Linked DNA regions of Homo sapiens: region 2 is linked to region 1. A link is an interaction called in ENCODE POLR2A ChIA-PET data of the cell type or tissue named here. Cell type or tissue: A673. All regions are shown on one strand. Links, peaks and the distances in the headings refer to the core of each region. The heading gives the core; the rest is flanking DNA. Region 1 overlaps ASXL2 (ASXL transcriptional regulator 2). Region 2 has its middle 17 kb from the start of DTNB.

Evidence for each region. Peaks named below come from ENCODE experiments on the same cell type or tissue, not always from the same donor. Only the 100,000 strongest peaks of a DNase experiment are listed, where the experiment ranks them.
Region 2: POLR2A ChIA-PET joins it to region 1 with 5 read pairs; 5 of 35 experiments call an interaction of 5 or more read pairs at or near these places.

What each region holds. Positions count from the first base shown.
Region 1 is chr2:25,743,165-25,746,075 of GRCh38, forward strand. ASXL2 (ASXL transcriptional regulator 2) reads right to left here. Exons shown (of 13, transcript NM_018263.6): 13 at 1-1,312. Among named protein-coding and RNA genes, the nearest start is that of DTNB, 71 kb to the left of the region's middle. RefSeq lists an enhancer at 509-1,009. In A673, for the core only: no CTCF peak of the experiment used is centred there; no DNase peak of the experiment used is centred there.
Region 2 is chr2:25,688,956-25,691,866 of GRCh38, forward strand. No RefSeq gene overlaps it. Among named protein-coding and RNA genes, the nearest start is that of DTNB, 17 kb to the left of the region's middle. RefSeq lists an enhancer at 1,125-1,419. In A673, for the core only: no CTCF peak of the experiment used is centred there; a DNase peak (open chromatin) is centred at 1,286.

The DNA.
Region 1 (2,911 bases), core at 299-2,798:
GTCCTTCGTGGTATTGGTGTGTGTCAATGCTGGAGTCCCTCAGCTCCTTAGCTGAAAAGAGCTGAAGGGGCCTTGGAACCTGGGGGAGCTGCTTACTTTGCAAGGTTTTGCCCAGCTGCTGCTGCGTAGCTGGATGGGACTGTCTCTCATTAACTTCCTCTCTGGTGCTATTTTCTGTTGTGTTGGTAGCTATGAGCGCTCCCATCCCCCTTTCCTCTTTTGCAGTCAGTGGAACCGTTTTCATTTCAACTTTGGTGAGAGGTTTAGGCAGAATTTGCTCCATGGGAACATCTTTGCCTTGAAGCAGCTGAGTCACTAAAGGATTATTAGCAGGGATACTAGAGGTTGGTCTTAAAGTGGGTCCATTCATGTTTAAAGAAGTTCCTGGGGTTTTAAGGCTAGAAGCTGCTGGCAAAGTGCTCGAGGGTGGAGCTGATCCAGCAGGTGCTGTAGTTGCACTGACCTGGGGTACAGGAAGCTTTTCTAAAGTGGCTGTGGTCAATAAAGATGTTAAAGGGGAGGGAGTTACAGCCACTGGCACACTAGCATCTGTCTTTGATGAGGCTGAAGGGTTAGGTATATTCTTACTAGGACCTGCTTTGAGCTCAACTGTGCCATCAGCTGCACAATGAACAGGTGAGGCACCTGAGATTAGAGCAGGACCTGTTGGAGAAGGTGCTTTCTCCTGTCTGCAACTACTGGGCCCTTGTGGATGGCTGACAGAGGCCACTGTGGCTGTTGCTCTGGTGGGGTTCAGTTTTTCATTATCCAATTTCTCTATGTGGGCTGGTGATGGGACACTTGTGCATGCTCCACTGACGGCAGGTGTTGGAGGCACTGGGGGGGTTTGCTGTAGTTGTGCTCCAGAGACACTATGAGGCTGTGCCTGGCTTGGGGTGGTCTTGGTCTCAGACTGGGGCTGAGTCTCTGGACCACAGGGTAAAAGCTCTCTCGTACCTCCCCTGCTTCCAGTTCCTGCCAGTTCCAGTGTGGGGCCCTTTCCAGTTTCACTGACTCTGTCTGAGCCTGGACTGCCTCCTCTAGCAGTCTGCCCTTCACCACCCTCTCCTGGACCTTGTCCACCCCCTGGGCCAGGTCCTGGAATGGTCCCTCCAACTGAGGCGGCTGCAGCAGCTGCGGCGGCAGCGGCAGCTGCTGCCCTCTGTGCTTTGACCAGTTGGGCTTTTGCTTTGATGTCTGCAAGAGTTCTGGCTCCTGTTCTGTTAGGACTAGTGATGGAGACTGGAAAACGAGCCCTGGGAGAGACCTGCGATGGATGAAACGGCATGGGGGAGATTCTGGAGACCGGGATCTGAAAGAAGTAGAGGGGAAAAAAACAACAGAGCTTAGTTTTCATTTGTAAGAATAACAAAACTTCATTAGCCCTCACATTTTAAAAACAGATGAACACTACAGTACCTGTGACAAACATGGGTGGTCTATGGCCGAGAGGCCAAACCTTGGAGACAGCAATACTAGTTTGTCTCTAGGGTCCTTGCATCCACTTTTTCTATTGGTGCCAAAGACGACTGCTTCCACTCTCACCCCAAATCCCCACACCTCTTTTCCTATCTCAACTCCCTCCTAATGCCACTATTACAAGTGCTTATTATGATACAAAGTTTTCTATGGTATTTGCATTTTTAAAAAGTGTATTTATGTTTGAGAAAGAAGAGAAAAGCAAGCAAGCCAGCCACCCATACCACTACTGTCTTTTAGTTCTTAGCTTTACTACCAAGGTCCAGGGGAAAATACTTGCTCTTCTCTGTTCCACACACACACACACACACACACACACACACACACACACACACACTTGGGCTGGATTATCTCAAATTACACAGGCTTCTAGACAGCACTGGAAGGAAGACAATGTGTGATCTATAGGAGCCCCCACCATGCCCATACACATAAAGGAGTATGTACATAATGTTTGCCAGCCATTCTCATCTCTGGCTGGTATTATATTTACTTGCGCAATTTTAAAATATATATGCTCTGGGTCCTATCCCAAAAAATTACAAATCAGAACCCCCAAGACCCTAGGAAGTCTTTTTTTTTTTTTTTAGATAGGGTCTTGCTCTGTCTCCCAGGCTGGAGTGTAGTGGTGTGATCTCGGCTCACTGCAACCTCAGTCTCCTGGGTTCAAGTGATTCTTGTGCGTCTGCCACCCGAGTAGCTGGGATTACAGGTGTGGGTCACCACGTCTGGCTAACTTTTGTATTTTTAGTAGAGATGGGGTTTCACCATGTTGGCTAGGCTAGTCTTGAACTCCTGACCTCTTGTGATATACCTGCCTCGGCCTCCCAAAGTGCTGGGATTACAGGCATGAGCCACAGCACCCAGCCTGAAAAAGCCTGGCCAACACAGTGACTCCAGAGGGAGCCTCCAGCTCAAAAAAAAAAAAAAAAAAAGTTTCTAAAAAGCTACTTGTGAGATTCTGATGTCTATCAGGTTTGAAACCATTGATTTCCTTCTTTTTTTTTTTTTTTTTTTTTTGAGACAGTCTCACTCTGTCACCCAGGCTGGAGTGCAGTGGCAGAATCTCAGCTCACTGTAACCTCTGCCTCCTGGGTTCAAGTGATTCTTGTGGCTCAGCCTCCCGAGTAGCTGGGATTACAGGTGCCTGCCACCACACCCAGCTAATTTTTTTGTATTTTTAGTAAAGATGGGGTTTCACCATGTTGGCCAGGATGGTCTCGAACTCCTGACTTCAAGTGATCCACCCACCTCGGCCTCCCAAAGTGCTGGGATTACAGGCGTGAGCCACCACGCCTGGCTGAAACCAATGATTTTCATACCATAAAATCATCATGTCTGAAACAAATCTGCCTTCTGTCCTGAACAATACTTTGAAAGCTATTAGAGTTACTAATAATTCAACAAGATGTGGACTCTTCTAGTAACTGGT
Region 2 (2,911 bases), core at 291-2,790, 54 kb before region 1:
CACTGTGTTGCTAGTACTCTTTCACTAGCAGTTGATAATTGAATGAATATGCCGAGCGTGGTGGCTCACACCTGTAATCCCAGCACTTTGGGATGCCGAGACGGGTGGATCACGAGGTCAGGAGTTCCAGACCAGCCTGGCCAGCATGGTGAAACCCTGTCTCCACTAAAAATACAAAAAAAAAAAAAAAAAAAAAAAATTAGCTGGGTGTGGTGGCGTGTGCCTGTAATCCCAGCTACTTGGGAGACTGAGGCAGGAAAATCGCTTGAACCAGGGAGTCGGAGGTCGCAGTCAGCCGAGATCACGCCACTGCACTCACAGCCTGGTGACAGAGCAAGACTCCATCTCAAAAGAAAAAAAAAATTGTATGAATATCTGCCCCATACTAGGCTATGAAATAGAAGATAGGATTAAAAATAGACCTGGACATTTCTGCTTAAAGAAGCTTAAAGGCCAGGCATGGTGGCTCACGCCTGCAATCCCAGCACTTTGGGAGGCTCAGGTGGGAAGATCGCTTGAGGCCAGGAGTTTGAGACCAGCATGGGCAACATGATGAAACCCTGTCTCTACAAAATAAATATAAAAATAAATTAGCCAGGTGCGGTTGCATGCGCCTGTAGTCCCAGCCACTTGGGAGGATGAGGCAGGAGGATCACATGAGCTAGGAGTTTGAGGTTGCAATAAGCCATGATTGTGCCACTGTACTCCAGCCTGGGTGACAGAGCAAGACCTTGTCTCAAAAAAAAAAAAAAAAGCAGCAGCTTAAAGATGGCAAGTGAGTTATATGGAACTGATAATTTTCAAGAGACTATGTTTTTTTTTGTTTTTTTTTTTTTGGAGACAGGGTCTCACTCTTCACCCAGGCTGGAGTGCAGTGGAGCGAACACAGTTCACTGCAGCCTTGACCTTCTGAGTTCAAGCAATTCTGTCACCTCAGCCTCCCATGTAGCTGGGATCACAGGTGTGCACCACCATGTCTGGCTAATTGTTAAATATTTTTTGTATAGACAGGGTCTCACTGTTTTGCCCAGGCTTGAACTCCTGGGCTCAAGCAATCCTCCTGCCCCTACCTCCCAGAGTGCGGGATTACAGGTGTGAGCCACCATGCCTGACTGTTGAGTGCTTTTTAATAGAGCTTCAGAGAGTTATGGGAGCCCAAAGGAAGAAAAGACCCATTCTATGTGGAGCCCTGGTATGGTAGACTGTCACAGTGATGGTCCCCAATGAGTCACACCTCTTGGTATGCATGCTCTTCTGTGTTCCCCTCCCACAGGGACTCTGACTCTGCCATGTGACTTAAAGCAATGCACACACGACACAAGCAAAGACTGGATAAATACTTACCCATTAAGGCTTGCTCTCTTGGCACACTGCCTTGGGACTGCCTTGTAAGGAAGCCAGTCTAGCTTAATGGAATATGAAAGGCCTTGTGGAGGGAAACTGAGGCACTCCTGCTGCTAGGCAGCACCTACTGTCAGGCATGGGAATGAGACCATCTTGGGTGTTCCAGGCCAGCTGACCTTATCGTTAATTGCAGCCACTTCTCTGGGCCCTGGTGATGCCAGCAGAGGACCTTCCAGCTGACCTATGGAATTGAGAGAAACAATAAACTGATATTATTTTAAGACTAAAAGTTTTGGGGTGATGTGTTATGCAGCAATAGATTACAGACAGCAGTTGGTACCCAGGAGAAGAGAGTGCTGTAATAAAACAAAGCATGCAGATTTGGCTTTGGACTACGTGGCAAACGGAGGCTAGAAGGGTGGCAAGGAGGTTGTTGGTGCAGTCCAGAGGGTCCAGGAGGCAACGGCTGCCGGAGGCTGGAGGGACAGTGGCTTGTGCGTCGCAGCGTTGTGTGTCGCAGCACTGAAACAATGAGTGGAGGGGAGAATTGGAGTAGTGGAAGTAGTGCTGCAAAACTGTCATCTGTAGTCACCGATCGGAAACATACCTAGTGGGCCTGGCACCGTGGCTCAAACCTGTAATCCCAGCACTTGGGGAGGCTGAGGTGGGCGGATCACTTGAGGTCAGGAGTTCGAGACCAGCCTGTGAAACCCTGTCTCTACTAAAAATACAAAAATTAGCTGGGTGAGGTGGTGCATGCCATAATCCCAGCTGCTCGGGTGGCAGGGGAATTGCTTGAACCTGGGAAGTGGAGGTTGCAGTGAAGTGAGATTGTGCCACTGCACTCCAGCCTGGGCAATAGAGAGAGACTCCGTCTCAAAAAAATAAATAAATAAATAAGGAAACATACCTAATTAACTTGTTAATCCAGCTAAAGAAATTTCCAGGTAGAATGGTAAATTGTCTTTTTTAAGAAGCTTTAACCATAAGCTTCCAAAGGAGGAACTATTCAGTTTGCAAACAGAATTTAAAAGAAACACACAGAGGGGCTGGGATGTGCTGGGTTGTAAAATAAAATGTCAGATTTCTAGTCTCTCTACTACACAAAACGGTTGCAAAGAAATAGCTTTAGGGTAAAGATCAAATTAAGTTTGAGGCTGTAAGACTCTTTAAGACCTCAAAGAGATTTAAGATGGTGCCAAATAGCCCCATCAGCTAGAAAAAGGTGTTTCTAAGAATCTTAAAGTCATTGTCCCACAGCTGTCTGACATGCTGCCCAAAGTAGAGGGAGGACCAGCTCTAAAATAATCGTGGCTATGGCTTTTGTCTAATTGAGTGGACTATTTTCTTTCTTTTCTATTTTATTTATTCATTCGTTTATTTATTTATTTATTTATTTGTTTATTTACTGAGACAGAGTCTCACTCCATCGCCCAGGCTGGAGTGCGGTAGCGCTATCTCAGCTCACTGCAACTTCTGCCTCCCAGGTTCAAACAATTCTCCTGCCTCGCCTCCCGAGCAGCTGTGATTACAGGCACCCACCACCACACCCAGCTACTTTTGTATT